Regions from separate parts of the Homo sapiens genome. Here region 2 is linked to region 1. Evidence: chromatin loops called from intact Hi-C (ENCODE). Cell type or tissue: mammary epithelial cell. All regions are shown on one strand. Links, peaks and the distances in the headings refer to the core of each region. The heading gives the core; the rest is flanking DNA. Region 1 overlaps COL28A1 (collagen type XXVIII alpha 1 chain). Region 2 overlaps LOC107986763 (a long non-coding RNA gene).

Evidence for each region. Peaks named below come from ENCODE experiments on the same cell type or tissue, not always from the same donor. Only the 100,000 strongest peaks of a DNase experiment are listed, where the experiment ranks them.
Region 2: it touches region 1 in a loop (12-fold over the local background); 12 of 110 quality-filtered maps call a loop at or near these places.

The regions. Positions count from the first base shown.
Region 1 is chr7:7,410,111-7,421,976 of GRCh38, reverse strand. It overlaps COL28A1 (collagen type XXVIII alpha 1 chain), which reads left to right. Exons shown (of 35, transcript NM_001037763.3): 26 at 2,024-2,092; 27 at 4,050-4,118. Among named protein-coding and RNA genes, the nearest start is that of COL28A1, 120 kb to the left of the region's middle. In mammary epithelial cell, for the core only: no CTCF peak of the experiment used is centred there; a DNase peak (open chromatin) is centred at 5,556.
Region 2 is chr7:6,959,580-6,971,445 of GRCh38, reverse strand. LOC107986763 (a long non-coding RNA gene) reads left to right here. Exons shown (of 3, transcript XR_001745073.1): 3 at 9,524-9,601. LOC112267992 reads left to right here and starts at 11,398. Exons shown (of 2, transcript XR_002956537.2): 1 at 11,398-11,594. RefSeq lists an enhancer at 8,211-8,710. In mammary epithelial cell, for the core only: a CTCF peak has its summit at 6,230 (motif pointing left); no DNase peak of the experiment used is centred there.

The DNA of each region.
Region 1 (11,866 bases), core at 1,724-9,723:
CTCTACTTGGAGCCCTTGATGTTGGAGTGATCCTTTCAGCTGGCAGGAACTTGGGGACCCTCAAAGATGGGAGTCAGTAGGAGAGAGGTGTTAAAGAGATAATTAGCACCCGTAGCCTTAGAAGCAGCTAAGTACTAAGTGGAACAGATGGAGACAGTATAATAAAAGTGGTCTGTAAGCAAAATAGAAATACATAATTATGAAAGTAGATATTAAAAGAATTAAGTCAGTAATAAAGTACAGTTTTAAAGTGGCCCCCGTCCTTTTAAGGGCTTGGGTTATCTGGAAGTATTTTAGAGTTTATAAGTAGAAAGTAAATTAAAAGATGGACTGTTTTTCTGAATGAACAACTTCAACATTTCTTGTAATTTATGGTTTTTGCAGTGTTGGAAGCTGGAAGCTGTTTAGCTGGTAACAGGATATGGGCAAAACAGGACCTAAGGCTAAAGGTCTTGGGTGGTAGTTCAAAGCCTGACCCTGGTTCTTTTTTTTCTTTATTACTTTATTCAGGCATATTTTACACATTCTAGAATTCATCCTTTTTAAGTATAAAATTCAATGGTTCTTTAAGTAAATTTGCTACTAAGCTATACAGCCATCACCATAAATCAGTTTTAGGTCATTTTTATCCCCCCAGTAAAATCCCTCACGACCATTTATAGTTAATCCATGTTGCTGTCCCTGGCCCCTGGCAGTGACTAATCTACTTTTTGTTTCTATAGAGTTACCTTTTCTGGGTATTATTTATAAATGTAATCATATATCTGGCTTCTTTCATCAGTAATAATGTTTTTGAGGTTCATTCATGTTATGGCATTTATTCATAGTTTATTCCTTTTTATTGCTGAATTTACAGCACTTTGTCCATTCACCAGTTGATGGGCATTTAGGCTGTTTCTAGTTTTGGATGATTATGTATAATGCTGCTAAGGGCATTCATATGCAAGTCTCTAAGTGGACATACATTTTTATTTTCTTTGGGTGTATATGTAGGAGTGAAATGACTGTATCATTTGGCAAATTTATGTTGAACCTTAAACCACCAAACTGTTTTCCAAAGTGGCTGCACCAGCAATTATGAGGGTTCCTGTTTTTCTACATCCTTCTAGCCCTGCACCTTAATAGCTGTGCAGACTTGGGCAAACCTTAGCTTCCACTTTAATAAAATAGGTGAGTGGAGCTGACATATACCAAGTGCCTATTCTGTGGTAAAAATCATGATAGAAACACTTACAAGCTTTGTCTCACTTAATTCTGAGCCCTTTGAAATGTAGATATTATTTTCTACATATGTGATGAATTTACCGAGGTTCAGAGAAGTTACATAAACTAGACATCATTATAATGCAAGATTATTGTGAGTACTAAATTATATCAAATAACATATATGAACATACATGGCATAGTCTTGGGAATACAGAAGGTGGCTAATGAAGCAATTTTTATTTCTCTCCTTCTTCCCATCATTAGCATCTCTAGTAGGTCTTGCCACAGGGCGTCACCTACCCTCATCAGGTACCACCAATTTTCTGGTAATAGTTGCCAGCTATGAAGCTGTCATGCCTTAGTGAAGCTGAAAATCCTTTTTAGAGTTTACCCTGCAGTTCCAGTTAATGAGGTGGCAGAAACATCATAACTCAAATAGCATAATCTTTGTTGCATACAATGATAAAAGCAACTAGTTCAGGATATGATTATATTTCTTAATGGTTGTTTTTTATTCTTGTCTCTTCTTCCATCCTCTATTCACAATACTCGTAATTACTTTTCCAAATTCTAGAGAAGAGGGTTCTGAAAAAAGTTAATGTTGCCAAGAAGTTAATTGACTTGATTAATTTGAAATGGACCTGGATCTGTTGGTTTGAAGATTGCCTAGGTGGTAATAGAAAAGTGATCTAGGAGAAGAGGGTTCAATTAATACCTTAGTCACATTCAAGAAGTTTTTGATATTAAAATATATATATTGAAAAAAACATAAAGTCTTTAAAAAATTAGTAACTTGTTATTTGTTGTGTCTTTTCAGGGAGAGCCTGGGGTCAGAGGCCCTCCAGGTCCTTCTGGGCCTCGGGGCGTAGGAACCCAAGGGCCAAAGGTGAGTCCTCAGCTCAGTGCTTTGTGTGAGGGTCAGATATCATCAGTGACAAACAAGTGAACAGTAACTTCATAATAAGTGTTCGTCTTGGTGTTGACTTATTTTTTTCTTGGTGACTGATGAAACGTCTTATTTTTCATATCAGGTGAACGTTCAGTAAAATAGAACATTCGAGTTTATAAAGCCATTCACTTCCCCCAAAAGAAATGAGCAAGTCAGCCTCTTTTTAACTGCAAAGTGCTCAGAACATTTCTGGGTTTCTTAGAGGCTGTGCCGTCATCAAGAAGCACATCTTTACTTTGGCAGAGGTGCCTCAGGTGGCTTTTTTAACAGGTCACCTGCTAATGTGTCATTGTGCCCTTTGTGCCACAGCTACTCTGGCAGGGTGTCAGTACAAGGGTCTAGACTGATTGTCCCTGGAGAAGATGAGAGCAACTTCTTTTGGCCCAGTTTCCCTCCTTTCTATGTCTCCTTCAGTTTGGTGGTTATTCATCCTTTTATTCTTTTAATCCAGTGTTTCTCAAAGAGGGAGACTTTGTTTCCCTTCCCTGGCTTCAGAGAACATGTGGCAATGTCTAGGGACATTTTTTGGTTGTAGTAGATCAAGTCCAGAGATGCTGCCAACCATTCTACAATGCCCAGGACAGCCTCCCATCAGAAAGAGTGACTCAGCTCAAAATGTTAATAGTGCTGAGTTTGAGAAACCTAGTTTTAATTGTTCATTCAGTTGCTCAACAACTTTCTTTGATTTGTTCGAAAGTAGGGTAAAGAAGTAGCAAGCATGTTCAATAGGGAAAATAGATGTCAATGAACCACCCACCACAAATTCAAATTTTGAATTGGTATATTCATGCCGAAAATGCACAGAAGTGAATTAGAGCCCATTCTCAGAGAGGAGAGGGAAAAGGCTGTATGAGTCAAAGATTTTACTGAGCATCCCAGAATTACCAAGATTCTCAGTTTATCTCTGTTTTGTCCCTCAACTCAATTTTGGCGGTATGCTATTTTTGAACCTTCTAGATCACTTTAAATGGATGAAGATCCCCCCAAGATGTTAGTAGTCATTATCACTGGGTGATGGGAAGATGGGTCTATTTTTCTTGTTCATGTCATCTTTATTTCTGTTTAATTTTTTTTTTTGCAATGGGCAGGTATTCCTCTTATAATCAGAAAAAGTCAAGCTTTTTTAATACTGGAAAGTAAAAGACTGACTTATACAATAACTTATATTAACCCAGCACTTCTGAAGGCTTCTTCCATCCAGTGTTAATTTAGGAACTTCTGGGATAAGCAACGTTACACTAATTTCTTTACTGTGGGACTTGTTAGAGCCATTAGTCTACTATATTAGTGTGCACTGGAGATCTCCAAGGGAAAGCGCATGCTATTTTCCAATCTTATTCCACCACGAAGTGTTTCCAAAGAAACATGGGCTCAGTTTATGAACAGATACTGGGAAATGCTACACTTGCTTATAGCTTCATCTACACATTTTCCTAAAAATTTGGACATTGATATCCACTGGATCTTTAAGTGCAACCCCAGTGAAATCACACCTTATATTGAAATGGAGCAACATCTTAAGGCTATGTGGAGCCACATGTCAGTGGTTTTCATATGTGGTGCAGGGCAGCCCTGGTGTTCTTGAGCTTGGTGGTAGGGCAGTGAAGGGGGCCCAAGCAGATGAGGCCCTGGGCCTCCATTTCTGCTTAGGCCCAGCGGCTCTGCTTACTGCTTAATTTTTATTTGGATTATATTTAAGGTTTTGTTTGCATAGAATTCTGTGGTTTAAAAATATTGGGGAAGCACTCTAAGTAAAATAGGAAGTAGCTTATAGGCAGCATGAAAGTCCTGGTCAGACTGAAGTAAGAATGCAGCTGAGAGTAGTAATACTTAACGTTGTTTCTTCTTCGATCTTCTTACATTTTGTCTTCAAATTCTCCCCATCTTCTAACAGGGTGATACTGGGCAGAAAGGCTTGCCTGGCCCTCCTGGCCCCCCTGGCTATGGATCACAGGGAATTAAAGTAAGTGAATAGGGTTGTGCTGGAGTCACCTCTGATTTCACCAGAGTGATTGGGAGAAGAGGTTGTAGATAACGCAAAAATGGCTATTATGAAATAGATTTATTGTGAGCCTCGCAGTTAAATGGCATCCAGTGTTTAGAGACATCATCTGGAAGTGTAAAAATGGTATGAGTACAATACTTCAGCAAATGCTAAACATTATATAAATTGCTTGGTGCAAAAGTGAACTGTTCTATGGTTTGTTGCTTTCCCCTCTTTGTGAATTGAATGGAGAATTTATACTCAGTTGCTCTCTCTCTCTCTCTCTCTCCCCCCCCCCTCCCTCCCTCCCTCCCCCCTCCCTCCTTCCCTCCCCCTCCCTCCTTCCCTTACCTTCCTCACCTGTATCCTCCATGGTAGCCCAGGGCTTCCCAATCTTAGCTCACAGTGGAATCACCTAGGGAGCTTTTGGATAGTACTAATGCCCTTTCCCAGAGGAACGAAATCCGAATCTCTGGGAGTAGAGTGTGAGTGCTGTGGTTTTCAAAGCTCTCCAAGGGATTCTCCTGAGCAGCCAAGGTGAGAACCTCTATTCTAGGCCCTGAGTCTGTGTTACTGGAATTCATAGCCATCTGCATGTCACTTTGCTTCTGCGTCAGCAGCAACAAGCTTGTCCAGCATGCTGGGACTCTCAGGGTCTCTCATGTCTCAGTAGACAAATTTGGCATCTAAACATTACTATGTAATTCTAAAAAATTCCCTCTTCTGCTTCTAATATGTTGATGATGTTGTTCTTATCGGTTCACTCTCTTTTTTTCCGATTCCACTGCTGCCCCCGTCATAAGCTGGTTTTTTATTTTACATACATTTATATATATATATATTTTTACCATGCTTAAGCTTTGAAACTGAGTTATTCACCTCTGGATGATTGAGATTGATTCTAAAACTGTGGGAACATTCAAAATAAACTCCTTTTCAAATAGCAGAACTTCTTAGTCAGTAGGAGACAGTAGGAGCTTAAGATAATGTGAAAATCCTGTGTTGAAATTAAACTGCCTACTTCTGTGTAGAGAGAGTAAGCTTAGTCAAGAGCAGAACTCATAGAATGTGTGTTAAATCTCCAGTTTTATCACACAATGTCTAGAGCTTCTACAGCAGGTCTTCTAAATAACTGTTGTTCATCTCTCGGGCTGAGTATCTAAGCAAAGGCCAAATAGGCATGTTGCCCATATTGTACAAGCCCTGGAAAGAAAATACAGCAACACTCTGCTTTCTCATAAACAACACCAATCTCATACTTAATCTTTAAATTCTGTGGTTAGAAGGTGGTAGTGCTGTATACCCAGTTTTGCATGAGTTTGCTTAGGGAATAAACCTATGCCAAACCACAGGTCCTGTCACCAACATGAGCTCAGTTCACACATGCTGTTAGGTTATTGCTGCCACGTCTTTAGGCCTGGGGCCGGTTTTCTCCACTTTGTTATCTGGGAACTACTTCCTCATTCTCACCTGGGTTGTGTTTAATTAATCCTTACCGACTATAACTTATCTGGCTTCCTGCCTCTCCTTATGCCCTCAGGGTTATGCTGTGTCTAAACTCCATCCTGGGTGAAACCAGGTCCTGAAGCCTCCCATCACAGGAAAGCACCAAAATCAAAACTGCCACGTATCCCATCTTATCAGAAATGAGATAAGCTTTTCCTTCACTTAGGGCTGTAGCCTGATGCTGCTTAGCAGTGAGCCCTGACTAAGGCTCACTCATAAAACTTCTCTAGGCCGGGTGCAGTGGCTCATGCCTGTAATCTCAGCACTGTGGGAGGCCAAGGCAGGCAGATCACTTGAGGTCAGGAGTTCAAGACCAGCCTGGGCAACATGGTGAAACCCCGTGTCTACTAAAAATACAAAACTTAGCTTGGTGTGGTGGTGCATGTCTGTAGTCCCAACTACTCAGGAGGCTGAGGCATGAGAATCGCTTGAACCCAGGAGGCAGAGGCTGCAGTAAGCTGAGATAGTGCCACTGTACTCCAGCCTGGATGACAGAGTGAGACCTTGTCTTCCCAAAAAAAGAAAACTACCCAGCACTTTGGGAGGCCGAGGTGGGTGGATCATGAGGTCAGGAGTTTGAGACCAGCCTCACCAATATGGTGAAACCCCATCTCTACTAAAAATACAAAAATTAGCCAGGCATGGTGGTGCGTACCTGTAATCTCAGCTACTCAGGAGGCTGAGGCAGGAGAATCGCTTGAATCCTGGAGGCGGAGGTTGCAGTGAGCCAAGATCGCACCACTGCACTCCTGCCTGGGCAACAGAGTTAGACTCTGTCTCAAAAAACAAACAAAACAACCAGAAAAACCTCTTTAGACATATTGGATTGCCTGGCATCCAGTTGGTAGCAGGGCAGAGGTTCGTCCCTCAGGACTTCCATCTCATTTTCCTGACTGTGGCAAAAACCGCAATTACTTTTGCACCGACGAAATACCATCACTGCAAAAGGGAGGGAACTGAAAAACCAAATTGGTGGCATTCTTCTGAGTCATTTCAAGGATATAGGAACAGTAAAATTTCATTTCTTACATTCATTTGTTGACTTATTTCCTACCCCTTTCCAAAGAGCATTTGAATCAGTGAAATCTGCTTGCAGGTGTGTGTGCTTAGTAGCCTTTGACGGAAAGCTTTGTTGCTGTTAACCTTTAACACAGAAGCCTGAACTGTACTCTGTCTCTCTATCCCCTTCCACTTATGGGAGAAATAAGGGTTGTAGCTGCAATCACAAGTGATTTGCTTCAACCTAACTTAGTTGCTAGAATATTGGCTCTTCAGCCAGTCATTCATTCATTCAGCTGACCAACCAATACGGATTGAGCATCACCTATGTCAGGCAAATAAGCCAAGTGCTAGTATAAAGTAGTGAGTAAAAATATGTGAACTTAGTCCTCATGGAATTTACAGGCTATAAAATAATTAAACTTTGAGTTCTGGAGAGTATAGAGGATGGCACAATGGAGTGAATTTAGATTACAGCAGTAGGCAGGGCCCTTGTGAGGTCCTATAGGCCAAGTAATGAGTTTGGCCTTAATCCTAGGAGCAACTGGAAGTCAGAGAAGAATGATCTGATCAGTTTGGAAGAGACTCACTCTGGCTACCATTTGTAGAATGAATGGACATGACTGGAAGGAATGTGGGAGTAGAAGGGCTTCTCTTTCCATGCCCCTTCCTATTCTCTTGATTCTCTATGTGGAAGAGTATGATCTTCTGGGAACTTCTTTCCCCGGCCTTTCCTGGGGCTCTGGGACCACCCAGGGCTGCTGCTGTGGTAGCTCTGGTCCTGGAAAACCCTGAGAGCACGATGGGCTCGCCCCTCTTTATTTAGTACCATGGCAGCCTCCTGCCATTCCTCTGCTGGCCCAACTGGCTCTGCCCTGAAGTGGAACTCCAGCTCCTTCAGGGCCTTGGGCTTTTTCCCAACCACAGATGTCTGTTGTTTGGATCAATGAATATGGGACTGTGGCTGTTTGATCCTAAAATGGCCTTGGACTTTCAGGTTCATGTCACAGGCCAGGAAGTTATATGATGCTGCCATCTTGTCCCACTGTAAGCCTCCAGCAGTAACCCAGATATAGACTCCAGATATATCAGAAGTCCCACAGATTAAGTCAGAAGGGAGAAGGAATGGGTCTGGACCTGGAGGAATTCCTTTATATGCCAAGTAGCCATTGTGAGGCCAGGAGGGATGTGATCAGAGGGTGCACCACCCAGGTTAAAAAGCACGGAGACAGATGTGGATGGCTTCTCCCCATTCTTCATTTCTAATTGGGAGTTATGCCAGTTTCCCCATCTCCATCCTTGTTTAAGTCCGTTCCAGTGTCCTGATCAGCCCTGACATTCCCTTAGTACTTATTTTCAGAGGACCCAGAAGTCCTTATATAAACACAATTCCTGGTAGCCCTCCTTGACTTTAAAGACTTTGTGAGGTAGATTTGTGGACTGGCTCTACTATAACTCTTCCTATGCATAAATGCTTTATTCATTGAGAGAATTAGCTTCTATGCCACTGCCTTTTGCTCTTCCTGTAGGCTTGAATATGACTGACCCACCCACCCATTTGAACCAAATGTATAATGGTTCAAACATAGTAGAGGGTTTTGCTCACATAACAGTACAATGTGTGTGTTCCTGGTTGGTGGGTGATTTTCTTCCACACAGAATTTTAAAAAACCTTGTCTTCCATTTATGGTTCTTCTGTTGGCTGGGCCTCTTTACCACTTAAACCCAGCAGGCAAAAAGGGAGTATGTAGAAGGGGTATACCTGCTTCATAAACTCTTGGCCAGGACTTGACACATATCCCCTCTGCTCAGGTTTTATTGGTGAGAACTAGTTGCGCGGCTGTACTTAATTGCAAAGTGGCTTGGAAAGGTACTCATGCTGTGTGCCCAGGAAGAAAAGGAACCAGAAGTTTGGTGAAGAGTCAACAATCATTGCCATTCATAATTTAGCCTGTTTCTAGGGAGGATGGAAATTTTAAGTCATTTGTTGCTCTGAAGTATATTGGTGCCTCCAGAAGAGAACAGAAAGTATGGTGGTCTACATGGCAACTTCCTGGCTGAGAATTCCTCTTATGGGGCTATAGCAAAGGAGGGACTGACTATTCCATGCCTAACAAGTTTGTTATCAGTTTTAAAAAATAGCCTCAATGACAGGCTGGGTAATTTGGTGACCTCTATCCAACAGAAACCCTGGGGTCCCCAAAACTGGCAAATAGTAATGACTGCAGTGGTCACACAGTCACAGGCCTAACAGATCAACCTCTGAGACATCTGAAGCCCATAAATAGAGTGAAATACATTCTGCATGATATCTCCCCCCATCTGTATTCTGACCTCTGTGGTGTAAGGGAAAGAGAATGAGGGACTCATTTCTCAGTGGCTTTAGAGCCAGTCAGATCTTGGCCTGAATCTGGGTTTCGATTTTTTCTAGTTGTAACCTTAGACAAATCATTTATCTTTGTTGAATCTCAGCTTACTAATCTTTAAAATGGGGCTAATAAGGCTTATTTTACACAGTGTTAAAAAGAAAAAATTGTATAAAATGTCTAGGACACAGAGTTGATATTCCACCAGAGTGTGGGCTATGGAGTCAACAGATTTGAATCATGGCTTCTCCACTTCCTGAGTATTTCATCTCTCCCTCAGTTTCCATATCTGAGTAATGGGATAATACAGTACTGTTTCCTAAAGTTGTTGTGAGGAATGATTGAAATTAGATAGTATGTGTAATGCATGTAATACATGGTTATATATATGGAAAATGTTTGCAGCTATTCACATTATTATTTCCACCTGCTTCCCTTCCCTTTCGCTAGTCCCTCTTGTATTTTCCAGGAACAAGGCCTAGAATTCTAATACTCAAGTGATTTAATGCTCTTAAGCATAATATATTGGTTACATTAGTTAGTGTAGACATTGCTCCAATACCAAACAGACACCCAAATGTATAATGGTTCAAACATAGTAGAGGGTTTTGCTCACATAACCGTCCAATGTGTGTGTTCCTGGTTGGTGGGTGATTTTCTTCCACACAGAATTTTAGAAAACCTTGTCTTCCATTTATGGTTCTTCTGTTGGCTGGGCCTCTTTATCACTTACACCCAGCAGGCAAAAAGGGAGCATGTAGAAGGGGTATACCTGCTTCATAAACTCGTGGCCAGGACTTGACATGTATCCCCTCTGCTCACATTTTATTGGTGAGAACTAGTTGCATGGCTGTACTTAATTGCAAAGTGGCTTGGAAAGGTAGTCATGCTGTGTGCCCAGGAGGAAAAGGAACCAGAGGTTTGGTGAAGAGTCAACAATCATTGCCATTCATAATTTAGCCTGTTTCTAGGAAGGATGGAAATTTTAAGTTATTTTTTGCTCTGAAGTATATTGGTGCCTCCAGAAGAGAACAGAAAGTATGGTGGTCTCCATGGCAACTTCCAGAATGCCCCGTCATTCTCCTGATACTGTGGGCACAGACACCTGGGCTTATAAGGACTGGGTTTAGCCCGTCATTTATTTTATCCTATCCTAAAAAGAGAAGCTTAGAGCATTGATAATCTTCTTTCTTATTTCAAACAGCATCAGTATTACTCATGGATGACTTAGAAATTGTCAGTAGACAGGCTGAGAACTCGCCAAAGAGCTGGAGGGGGCTTGGGGTTTTTGGTAGGACCAGGAAAGTTCATTCATGTCCATAGCAAAGCCAGGGCCAGAGAATGAGGGACACCTGGAATTTAGTAGGAGCACCATGATTCAAAGGCTGGGGAGAGATGAGCAGGAAAGGATCAGGGGAGGGGGACAAAGCTGGCACAAAGAGCCTGATTTCAGGAGAAAAAGAGGAGTAGCAGTTAGGCTCCTGAAGGAGAATAAGGGAAGGTTTGGAGTCCTGGGTGATTGCTTGGGATGCCAGCAGCATTTGAGACCAAACAGGGGTGTGAAGATGGGTGGGTCAGCTCACCTTGCAGAGTGTAGCATAAATGGGCACAGCCAGAAAATTGCTTCTTCCTCCAAAGCTCTCTGATTCAGGAATTTGGGGCATAATGTGGAACGTTATAAGATTCTTGACTCTGTGCTTAAGATTAATGTCATTTCTTAGGAAGATTTCTTTTGGTTTGTCTCAGTTGTGCCACAGTAACTGTGTTTCTGTAAACTCCAAGGGCTCTTTTAATAGAATCAGGTGTCTTTGCTACCTCTGGCTTCCCTTTACAAGAAAAGATAATGTTTGAAAGAATGTCAGGATTCTGTAGTGGAAATCTCACATGGAGCCTGCCAACCTTCTGCCTGGCTCCTACCTGTGACCTGATTGCTTTGAAAGTGTTTCCAGAATCCACTTGACTAGATTTGTGGTTAGAATGAACCTTTTACAGCACAGAAAATTGCCATGCTTGAAGGCCAAATAGAAACGATTTATTCGTTGAAATTTAACTAACTTAAGGGGGAAAAAGGAATCTCATTTATTAAAAAAGTCAGAGATGGGTTTGAAGTACACTAAGTTGTAAGTACCTGCAGAAGGGTTAAAAAGTATTGACATGAGGAATTTTTCCTTCATCTTCTAAACTCATAACCATGCTGTACAATGGTGTTAATTATGAAGAGAGCAACACACATATATTTTAATATTATGACTTTGGCATTTGAACTTAAAGGTTTTTTTCTCCTTCTTGACTGCAAATAAACAACAGCATTTAAAAAAAAAAAAGGAAGACAAAACCAATCTTGGTAGTAGTAAAATCACTGCATTCAAGTTGAACACACCTCAGAAAGTAATAGAAACAATAAGTTATCCACTTAACGGCATAGCATAGACGATGTGTTTGAGTGCACCAGAAACTCTCTTTGAATTAACCTCTGTGACTTATCTCTTATTGTAATTTTGAAATTCACACGATGACTCCACTTCATAAAAAGGAGGAGTCGAGACCACATGAGAGGCCTCAAGTTTTGAATAGTTTGGTGTTTTAGGATTATACCTGCCAAGTCAATTGTGGCAGGGGGTCGAGGGTGTGGCTTAAAATTATCTTGGTGATCAAAATCTACAAACCTGGTTATAGACATTGAAAGCGTCTCTATACCTTTATTATTTTTAAAACCAAATTGTAAACAATTACCTGGGTTATAAACCAAAATCAAAAGTCCACAGTATTCTCTGTAGGGTAGTACACATCAGGGCACATTTGCATTTATTAACTGAGGCTGGATCTGTGGCCATTTGTGTTTTTCACTTACTAGTT
Region 2 (11,866 bases), core at 1,956-9,955, 450 kb after region 1:
CCTAAGCCAAAAGAACAAAGCTAGAGGCATCATGCTACCTGACTTCAAACTATACTACAAGGCTACAGTTACCAAAACAGCATGGTACTGGTACCAAAACAGAGATATAGACGAATGGAACAGAACAGAGCCCTCAGAAATAATGCCACATATCTACAACCATCTGATCTTTGACAAACCTAACAAAAACAAGCAATGGGGAAAGGATTCCCTATTTAATATATGGTGCTGGGAAAACTGGCTAGCCATATGTAGAAAGCTGAAACTGGATCCCTTCCTTACACCTTACACAAAAATTAATTCAAGATGGATTAAAAACTTAAATGTTAGACCTAAAACCATAAAAACCCTAGAAGAAAACCTCAGCAATACCATTCAGGACATAGGCCTGGGCAAGGACTTCATGTCTAAAACACTAAAAGCAATGGCAACAAAAGCCAAAATTAACAAATGGGATCTAATTAAACTAAAGAGGTTCTGCACAGCAAAAGAAACTACCATCAGAGTGAACAGGCAACCTACAGAATGGGAGAAAATTTTTGCAATCTACTCATCTGACAAAGGGCTAATATCAAGAATCTACAATGAACTCCAACAAATTTACAAGAAAAAAACAAACAACCCATCAAAAACTGGATGAAGGATATGAAAAGACACTTATCAAAAGCAGACATTTATGCAGCCAAAAGACACGTCAAAAAATGCTCATCATCACTGGCCAGAGAAATGCAACTCAAAACAACAATGAGATACCATCTCACACCAGTTAGAATGGCAATCATTAACAAGTCAGGAAACAACAGGTGCTGGAGAGGATGTGGGGACATAGGAACACTTTTACACTGTTGGTGGGACTGTAAACTAGTTCAACCATTGTGGAATTCAGTGTGGCAATTCCTCAGGGATCTAGAACTAGAAATACCATTTGACACAGCCATCCCATTTCTGGGTATATACCCAAAGGATTATAAATCATGCTGCTATAAAGACACATGAACACGTATGCTTATAGCAGCACTACTCACAATAGCAAAGACTTGGAACCAAGCCAAATGTCCAACAACAGTAGACTGCATTAGGAAAATGTGGCACATATACACCATGGAATACTATGCAGCCATAAAAAATGATGAGTTCATGTCCTTTGTAGGGACATGGATGAAGCTGGAAACCATCATTCTCAGCAAACTATTGCAAGGACGAAAAACCAAACACCGCATGTTCTCACTCATAGGTGGGAATTAAACAATGAGAACACATGGACACAGGAAGGGGAATATCACACACCGGGGCCTGTTGTGGGGTCGGTGGAGGAGGGAGGGATAGCATTAAGAGATATACCTAATGTGAAATGACGAGTTAATAGGTACAGCACACCAACAAGGCACATGTATACATATGTAACAAACCTGCACGTTGTACACATGTACCCTAAAACTTAAAGTATAATAAAAAATAAAAAATGAAATAAAAACTTTTGCTGTTGACTCCAAATATCCTGCTTCATCATCTCTCCACTCCAGAAACTTTTCACATACTTACAAAGGGTGTTCGTTTCTCCTCTAAGTATTTGCCCCCCAGCCCCACATGCAAGAAGGTGGAAGTAGGGCCTCTGCCTGGGATGGTAACTCTCAAATATAAGGCAAGACCTGTCTCTCCTCCAATATCCCAAGGACTGAAGGACTGTGAAAGTCTGCATATTGATCAAGCTTCTCCCTCCCTTATCTGAAGGGACTTACTTCCTTCAAGACACTTTTCCTCTTCCCACCTAACTCCATGCCCCCATCCAGTCATCTTCCAACCCATCTCTCCCCACCTGCATGCCACACAAGAGGGGCATGACCACAGAACCTGGAAGTTCCTTAAAATTGAATAGTACGTCAGGCCAGGTGCAGTGGCTCATGTCAGTAACCCCAGCACTTTGGGAGGCTGAGGAAGGCAGGTAACTTGAGGTCAGCAGTTCGAGACCAGCCTGGCCAAAATGGTGAAACTCCATCTCTACTAAAAATACAAAAATTAGCTGGGTGTGTTTGTGCATGCCTGTAGTCCCAGCTACTTGGGTGGCTGAGGCAAGGGAATCACTTGAACCTGGGAGGCAGAGGTTACAGTGAGCCAAGATTGCACCATTGCACTCCAGCCTGGGCGATAGAGTGAGTCTCTGTTTCAAAGAAAAAAAAAAAAAAAAGAATTCGAGTGGTGTGATTAGCTTATGATTTTTTAAAAATGGAATGATGTATTCATTTTCTAAGCTGCATAACAAATCAACACAAATTTAGCAGCTTAAAACACCCATCTATTCCCTCTCCTTTCCTGTGGGTCAGGAGTCTGGGGGTGCAGCTTTAGCTGGGCCCTCTGCTCAGGTTCTTACAAGGTTGTGATCAAGGTGTTGGCGGGAATTAGTGTCTCCTATGAGGCTTGGGGTCTTCTCCCAACCTCACATGGTTGTTGGCAGAATTTATTTCCATGCAACTGTGGAACTCATGTGGCTGGCTTCTTCAAAACCAGCCAGGCATGGTGGCTCACGCCTGTAATCCCAGCACTTTCGGAGGCCGAGGCAGATGGATCACCTGAGGTCAGGAGTTCGAGACCAGCCTGGCCAATATGGTGAAACCCCGTCTCTACTAAAAATACAAAACTTAGCCGGGCATGATTGCGCACGCCTGTAATCCCAGCTACTTGGGAAGCTGAGGCAGGAGAATCACTTGAACCCAGGAGGCAGAGGTTGCAGTAAGCCGAGATTTTGCCACTGCACTCCAGCCTGGGCAACAGAGTGAGACTCCATGTCAAAAACAAATAAACAAACAAAAACCAGGAGGAAGGAGTCTCTCTCCTCCAGACCCTCATTGAAGATCTCACCTATAGATGTCAGGCCCACCCTGAATAATCTCCCTTTTGATTAACTCAAAGTGAATGGATTAGGGGCTTAGTTACATCTGCAAAATCCCTTCAACTTTTCCATAGGTATAGATTAGAAACAAGACGCGGGTCCTGCCTACACTCCAGGGGAGAGGAGATTACACCTGGCATTTATCCAGGGCAAGAACCTAAGGGGTCATCTCAGAATTCTGCCCTCCAAATAGATCCTCGGTGGAGCTCACATGCCTGGGAGAGCACCAGCCTTTGTTTAAAGGCAACAGAGAATGATGCCCTGGCTCAGATCTCCAGCAAGCCTCCAAAATGATGGTCCAGTCTCTGAACCCAGGGCCAAGGCAGCAGGAGCTTTGGGTGCACATGGGGGCTTCCCCCACTTTCAAGTGAGTCGTCACATCTGTATTAGACCCTAGCTGTTGCTTAGGCAAAAATGATGATTTAGAAGAAGATGGAGAGAAGAGGAGAGTTAATTTAAACGTACTTATATTCGGCCGGGTGTGGTGGCTCATGCCTGTAATCCCAGCACTTTGGGAGGCTGAGGCAGGCGGATCACGAGGTCAGGAGATGGAGACCATCCTGGCTAACAGGGTGAAATCTCTTCTCTATTAAAAATACAAAAAATTAGCTGGGCATGGTGGCGGGTGCCTGTAGTCCAAGCTACTTGGGAGGCTGAGGCACGAGAATGGCGTGAACCCAGGAGGCAGAGATTGCAGTGAGCGGAGATCCCGCCACTGCACTCCAGCCTGGGCAACAGATCGAGACTCCGTCTCAAAAAAAGAAAAAAGAAAGAAAGTACTTATATTCATTCCCTAGGGCTGCCACAACCAAGTACCAAAAGCTGGGTGACTTGAAACCAGAGAAATTGATTGTCTTGTGGCTCTGGTGGCCAGCAGTCTGAAATGGAAGTGCCAGCAGGGCCACGTTCCCTCCTGTACTTGTCAGGGATTCCTGCCTTGCCTCTTCCTAGCTTTCTGTGGTTTCCTGGCAGTCTTCAGTGTTCCTTGGTTTGCATACGCATCAGTCCAATCTTCTGTCCAATCCATGGCCTTCTTCCCTGTGTCTCTGTGACTCGGTGTGTCCTCTCCTCTTTTATAAGGACACCAGTCATTGACTTAGGCCCTCCCTACTCCAGGATGACTTCATCCTAATCAACAGCATCTGCAATAACCTTATTTCTTTCTTTCTTTCTTTTTTTTGAGAGGGACTTTCACTCTTGTTGCCCAGGCTGGAGTGCAATAGCGCGGTCTCAGCTCAATGCAACCTCCGCCTCCTGGGTTCAAGCGATTCTCCTGCCTCAGCCTCCCGAGTAGTTGGGATTACAGGTATGGGCCACCACACCCAGCTAATTTTGAATTTTTCGTAGAGATGGGGTTTCTCCATGTTGGTCAGGCTGGTCTCAAACTCCTGAACTCAGGTGATCCACCCGCCTCGACCTCCCAAAGTGTTGGGATTACAGGCATGAGCCACCACGCCCGGTCCGCAATAACTCTATTTCTAAATAAGGTCACATTCTGAGCTGCTGGAATTTAGGATTTCAACATGTTTTGAGGAGGACTCAATTTAACCCGTAAGAATACTATGTGGACCACACATGCTGCTTCACATCTGTTATCCCAGCACTTTGGGAGGTTGAAGCAGGAGGATCATTGCTCAGGGCGTAGGGGACACCAGGTGCATAAGACCACAGCGTTGACTGGTGTGGGGGCTCACACCTGTAAGTTTGGGAAGCTAAGGTAGGACGATCACTTGAGCCCAGGAGTTTGAGGCCAGTCTGGGTGACATAGTGAGACCTCATTTCTAAAAAAAAAAAATTAATTAGCTGGGCTTGGTGGTAGCCACCTACAGTCCCAGCTACTCAGGAGGCTGAAGCAGGAGGGTCGCTTGAGTCCAGAAGATCAAGGCTGTGGCGAGCTGTGATTGCAACCCTGCACTCCAGCCTGGGCAATAGAGCAAGCCCTGTCTCAAAAAAAAAAAAAAAAAAAAAAAGGCATCTCCCTTGTCTTCTGATTCCCTGAGCTGTCATAGAAAGGAAGTGAAGCAGAGAAAGCATCCCCACGAAAGGGAATTTTCAAAACCAGCCTAAGCAACATAGCAAGATCTTGCCTTTAGAAAGTATTTAAATTGGAAGGAAAAAAAAAAAAGCAGTACTATAGCACAGAGTTGACAGCTACAGGTGTGGCTACATCCAGGTCCTAAAACTATATCATCAGAATGACCCCTCACCCTCCCCCCGCTTTCCATTTTACTTTCTTAAGCATGAACATGAAATTTCCAAGATTGTCTCTCCTTTGGCTAATCTGCTTCTCAGACCCAATCACTGTGGCCAGGGTGGTGGAAGGACACTGGCATCCAGGCTGGGACCACATGCCCCAGCTCCAGATCAGGGTGGGGAATAGCCAGTGGCACACATGCCATGGGGGACTAGTGACTCCTCAGTGGAAAATCGGGGACTGTCATTGGAGAGCAGCGATAGAAGAAAGGCTGACACAGTGCAATGTATCTCCTGCACCAGCCTGGGCCTCGATGTCTTGAGTACTGATGACACAGTACTCAGTCCAGGGCAATCCCAACTCCATCTGCGGGGCTGCCCACAGTACATGAACCCCTCACTGGATTTGCTGACCACACGTGCAAACAGCCACCTCCCAGCCCCACTCCCCGCAGTCTCCCTGAACCCTGTCAAAATTCCCCTCAGTTCTCACCAAGATTAAAAGCAATTCTGAGGGTGAGCGGCTCATTCTGCTAGTTTAACTCTCTCAATTCCTTCTCTCTCCAGAACTCTGTACTTACTGCTCCATCACTGGTAATGACAATGAACATCTTCACAATCTCAGGTTTTATTGCAAAGTGATTGAGGACCAGTTAGAATAAGTTATGCTACAGAAACTAAAGAAATCCCATCAAGCAAATGGTGTGTCATTGAAAGTCTTAGGACAGCTGTGTATATTCTCTCCCCCAATGAATCAATTGAAAATGAGAAGCTCTTACCGCCATGTTCCGGGCAGAATCTATCAAAAGTATAAGCCATGATATTATAATTTGATGATTTTTCATCCGTCAAATGGATATGGCCCAGGGGAGAAAAGTGGACGCTCCGTAACTAGATGATGGTCAAGAGTTATAAAAATGAGGTCCTCTCTGTTCAACATTTCTCCTTTCTTGAAAGGATACTCAATGTCACGCTCAGGGCCTCTAATGGCCAGAGATAAAATTCCTCCCAGTTCCAGAGCACCCCAGGGCAACCCCAAAACCAGAGCAACTGCTTATTGCCACGTAGACTATGTACTGTGCAATTCCTGGGGTGGCATTTTCATAAATATGTGGGTGGCGCCCCCTGGAGGTATGTAATGCACAACTTGCACAAACGGTAAGTCATCGTATCCCAAAGTCCACAAAGAAGAGGTAAGCAAAACTCCCATCGATGTTGCCATCAGTCATGAGTCTGCCTTTTCTTCATGGGACAGTAGCAAAAACAATTTGGCCAAGTGTGCTTGGATGATCTCTAAGATGGAATCAGGGTCTCTCACTTTCAGCACTATTGACATTTGGGGCTGGATCATTCTTTTGTCTTAGTGGGAGTTGTCCGGGGCATTGTAGGATGTTTAGTAGCATCCCTGGCCTCTACCCATTAGCTGCCAGTAGCACCACCTCCTCCAGCCGCAACCACCAAAATTGTCTCCAGACATGGCCACATGTTCTCTGGGGGGCAAAATCACCCCCTGGCTGAGAAGCCCTGAAGTAAAGACATAATACGCAGATCACATGTAAGTAAGAGAGCCTAAGGGCCACACAGGTGATGCTGTACCCCTGACAAAGCCAGAGTCTTAAAGAGGTTAGAGAGGTGGAGAAAGAGAAAGGAAATGAAGTCCCAGCTGCCGAGAGCAACAGATGCTGACTAGATGTTGTTGATAGTCATCTTTAAACTGAGGTTAAAAGATGCTGAGAAGCCATCAGCTCCCATCCTGCTCTCCAGGGACAACGCTGCTGAAAAAGGCCTGGAGATCAACAAAGCCCCAAACACAGCTGCACTGAGCAAAGAAACCAGAGATTGAGACAAAATGACATTCCCTCAAAGACTACTCATTTCCAAGAGGGGAGAAAAAGTGGAGTCATGAAAAACAGTTGAGGCTGGATAGAGTGAATCACACCTGTAATCCCAGCACTTTGGGATTACTCCCAGGCTGAGACGGGAAAATTGCTTGAACTCAGGAGTTCAAGACCAGCCTGGGCAAAATAGCAAGACCTTGCCTCTAGAAAAAGGGAAAAAAATTAGCCAGGTGTGATGATACACGCCTGTGGTCTCAGCTACTCGGGAGGCTGAGGTGGGAGGATCGCTTGAACCCAGGAGGTAGAGGCTGCAGTGAGCCGGGATTGCACCACTGCACTCCAGCCTGGGCTACAGATCTTGTCTCAAAAAAGAAAAAAATTAAACAAAATTAAGGCCGGGCACGATTGCTCATGCCCGTAATCCTAGCACTTTGGGAGGCCAAGGTGGGCAGATCACGAGGTCAGGAGATTGAGACCATCCTGGCTAACACGGTGAAACCCCATCTCTACTAAAAATACAAACAATTAGCCGGATATGGTGCTGGGTGCCTATAGTCCCAGCTACTCTGGAGGCTGAGGCAGAAGAATGGAGTGAACTCGGGAGGTGGAGCTTGCAGTGAGCCAAGATCACCCCACTACACTCCAGCCTGGGCAAAAAAGCAAGACCCTATCTCAAAAAAAAAAGAAAATTGAAAATTTTTTTGAGACCAAGTCTCACTCTGTCACCCAGGCTGGAGTGAAATGCTGCGATCTCCACTCACTGCAACCTCCGCCTCCTGGGTTCAAGTGATTCTCATATCTCAAACTCTTACCTCAACATGACTACAGGCATGTTGTCACCATGCCTAATTTTTGCATTTTTAGTAGAGATGGGGTTTCACCATGTTGTCCAGGATGGTCTTGAACTCCTAGGTTCAAGCAATCTACCCACCTCAGCCTCCCAAAATGCTGAGATTACAGGCATGAGCCACCGTGCCCGACCTCTAACTTTTCATTATGGAAATTTCCCATACGCACAAAAAGCAGGGAGAGAATTGCACGATGAACCCCCATGCACCCATCATCCCACTGCAAGAACTTGTCAACATTTCGCCAATCTCATTCCAGTTCCCACTTTTCTTTTCCTTCTTGCTATTTTAGGATATTTTAAAGCAAATTCCAGACATTTCATTTCACCCACATCCATAACACGCCAGGGTGCATTCTTGATGTAAGGATTTTGTTTTGTTTTATAACACCCATGACATTGCCACACTTAATTGATTTAACATGAAGAAACTAAGATTCTTGCAGGTGGAGAAAAGATCTAATTACCACCTTAAAGCCTCTCCTACTAGCGCTTCTCAGATCTGAACGTGTATGCAAATCACGTGGGCATCTTGTTAAAATGCAGATTCTGGCCCAGCAGGTCCTTCCGGGTGAGCCCTGAGAGTCTTCAATTCCAAAAGCTCCCTGGTGACGCAATGCTGTGGGTCCATGAATCACACTAGAGGAAGGGTCGGCCAAACACCCACAACAACTGGGTGCAAAGTCCTGACTGTTCCTGACTGCAGGGCCTTCAGTGAACGGGGAAGCTGGGGACCATTAGGGAAAGAAGGGAGGTTTTTCGTATCAGCTCCAGGCCTTGTAGAACTGCCAGGGAATAACAGACACAAGGGCAGCAAAGTCTAACCAACAGCACGAGTTCATTCATATTCCACAACCACTGCAGCAAAGAACCATGAAATGGGTGGCTTCAAACAATGTCTGGGCCGGGTGCCGTGGCTCACACCTAAATAATCTCAGCACTTTGGGAGGCTGAGGTGGGTGGATCACTTGAGGCCAGGAATTCGAGACCAGCCTGGCCACTATGCCAAAACCTCGTCTCTACTAAAAATACAAAAATTAGCCATGCATGGTGGCAGGCACCTGTAGTCCCTGCTTCTTGGGAGGCTGAGGCAAGAGAATGGCTTGAGCCTGGGAGGCGGAGGTTGCAGTGAACTGAGATCGTGCCACTGCACTCCAGACTGGGCAACAGAGCAAGCCTCTGTCTAAAAAAAAAAAAAAAAAAAAAAAATTGTCTGGAAGCCAGAAGTCCAAAATCAATCAAATGTCAGCAGGAGCATGCTTCTTCAGAGGTTCTAGAGGTGAATCCATTCCTTGCCTCTTCCAGCTTGTAGAGGCTACTAGAATTCCTCAACTTGTGGCTGCATGATCCATTCTTTGCCTCTGTGATCACCTTGCCTCCTCCTCTTCTGTCTGGGTCTCCTCCTCTGGAGGAAGAGTGTCAGGCCTCTGAGCCCAAGCTAAGCCATCATATCCACTGTGACCTGCATGTACATACCCAGGTGGCCAGTTCCTGCCTTAACTGATGACATTATCTTGTGAAATTCCTTCTCCTTGCTCATCCTGGCTCAAAAGCCCCCCTACTGAGCACCTTGTGACCCCCACTCCTGCCTGCCAGAGAACAACCCCCCTTTTTCCTTTACCTACCCAAATCCTGTAAAATGGCCCCACCCCTATCTCCCTTCACTGACTCTCTTTTTGGACTCAGCCCACCTGTACGCAGGTGACATAAACAGTTTTATTGCTCACACAAAGCCTCTTTGGTGGTCTCTTCACACAGATGCATGTGAAATTAGGTGCTGTGACTCAGATCGGGGGACCTCCCTTGGGAGATCAATCCCCTGTCCTCCTGCTCTTTGCTCTGTGAGAAAGATCCACCTACGACCTCAGGTCCTCAGACTGACCAGCCCAAGCAACATCTCACCAATTTCAAATCTGGTAAGCGGCTTCTTTTTACTCTCTTCTCCAACCTCCCTCACTATCCCTCAACCTCTTTCTCCTTCCAATCTTGGCATCACACTTCAATATCTCCCTTCTCTTAATTTCAATTCCTTTCATTTTCTGGTAGAGACAAAGGAGACACGTTTTATCCGTGGACCCGAAACTCCGGCGCTGGTCATGGACTAGGGAAGGCAGCCTTCCCTTGGTGTTTAATCATTGCAGGGACGCCTCTCTGATTATTCACCCAGGTTTCAGAGGTGTCAGACCACGCAGGGATGCCTGCCTTGGTCCTTCACCCTTAGCAGCAAGTCCTGCTTTTCTGGGGGAGGGGCAAGAACCCCGACCTCTTATCTCTGCACCCCGATACCTTATTTTCATGCCCTGACCTCTTATCTCTGTGCCCTGATCCCTTATTTCCATGCCCGCCCTCTTATTTCTGAGCCCCGATCCCTTATTTCCACAACCTGACCTCTTATCTCTGCACCCCAACCTTTTATTTCTGTGCCCCAACCCCTTTCCCTCTTTTCTGGAAGGCAAGAACCCCCCATCCCTTCTCTCCATGTCTCTACTGTCTCTTTTCTCTAGGCTTGCCTCCTTCACTATGGGCAAGCTTCCATCCTCCATTCCCCTTTCTTCTCCTTAGCCTGTGTTCTTCAAAACCTAAAACCTCTTCAACTCACACCTGACCTAAAACCTAAATGCCTTATTTTCTTCTACAATGCCGCTTGACCCCAATACAAACCCAACAGTGGTTTCAAATAGCCAGAAAACGGCACTTTCAAATTTTCCATCCTACAATATCTAGATAATTCTAGTCATAAAATGAGCAAATGGTCTGAGATGCCTGATGTCCAGGTATTCTCTTACACATTGGTCCCTCCCTAGTCTCTGTTCCCAATGCAACTCATCCCAAATCTTCCTTCTTTCCCTCCCACCTGTCCCCTCAGTCCCAACCCCTAGTGTCGCTGAGTCTTTCTAATCTTCCTTTTCTACAGACCCATCTGACCTCTCCCCTCCTCGCCAGGCTGAGCTAGCTCCCAATTCTTCCTCAGCCTCTGCTCCTCCACCCTATAATCCTTTTATCACCTCCCCTCCTCACACTGGATCTGGCTTGCAGTTTAATTCTGTGACCAGCCCTCCCCAACCTGCCCAGCAATTTCGTCTTAAAAAGGTGGCTGGAGCTAAAGGCATAGTCAAGGTTAATGCTCCTTTTTCTTTTTCTCAAATCAGATAGCGTTTAGGCTCTTTTTCATCAAATTTAAAAATCCAGCCCCGTTCATGACTCGTTTGGCAGCAACCCTGAGTTGCCTTACAGCCCTAGACCCTAAAAGGTCAAAAGGCCGTCTTATTCTCAATATACATTTTATTACCCAGTCTGCTCCCGACATTAAATAAAACTCCAAAAATTAAATTCCGGCCCTCAAATCCCACAACAGGACTTAATTAACCTCGCCTTCAAGGTGTACAATAATAGAGCAGAGGCAGCCAAGTAGCAACATATTTCTCAGTTGCAATTCCTTGCCTCCACTGTGAGACAAACCCCAGCCAAATCTCCAGCACACAAGAACTTCCAAACGGCTAAAGCGCAGTGGCCAGGCATTCCTCCAGAACCGCCTCTCCCAGGAGCTTGCTACAAGTGCCAGAAATCTGGCCACCAGGCCAAGGAATGCCTGCAGCCCAGGATTCCTCCTGAGCCATGTCCCATCTGTGCAGGACCCCACTAGAAATTGGACTGTTCAACTCACCTGGCAGCCACTCCCAGAGCCCCTGGAACTCCAGCCCAAGGCTCTCTGACTGACTCCTTCCCAGATCTTCTTGGCTTAGCAGCTGAAGACTGACAATGCCCGATCGATTGCCTCAGAAGCCTACAGGACCATCACAGATGCTCTACGTAACTCTCACAGTGGAGGGTAAGTCCATCCCCTTCTTAATCAATACGGAGGCTACCCACTCCACATTACCTTCTTTTCAAGGGCCTGTTTCCCTTCCCTCCATAACTGTTGTGGGTATTGACAGCCAGGCTTCTAAACCTCTTAAAACTCCCCAACTCTGGTGCCAACTTAGACAATACTCTTTTAAGCACTCCTTTTTAGTTATCCCCACCTGCCCAGTTCCCTTATTAGGCTGAGACACTTTAACTAAATTATCTGCTTCCCTGACTATTCCTGGACTACAGCCACGT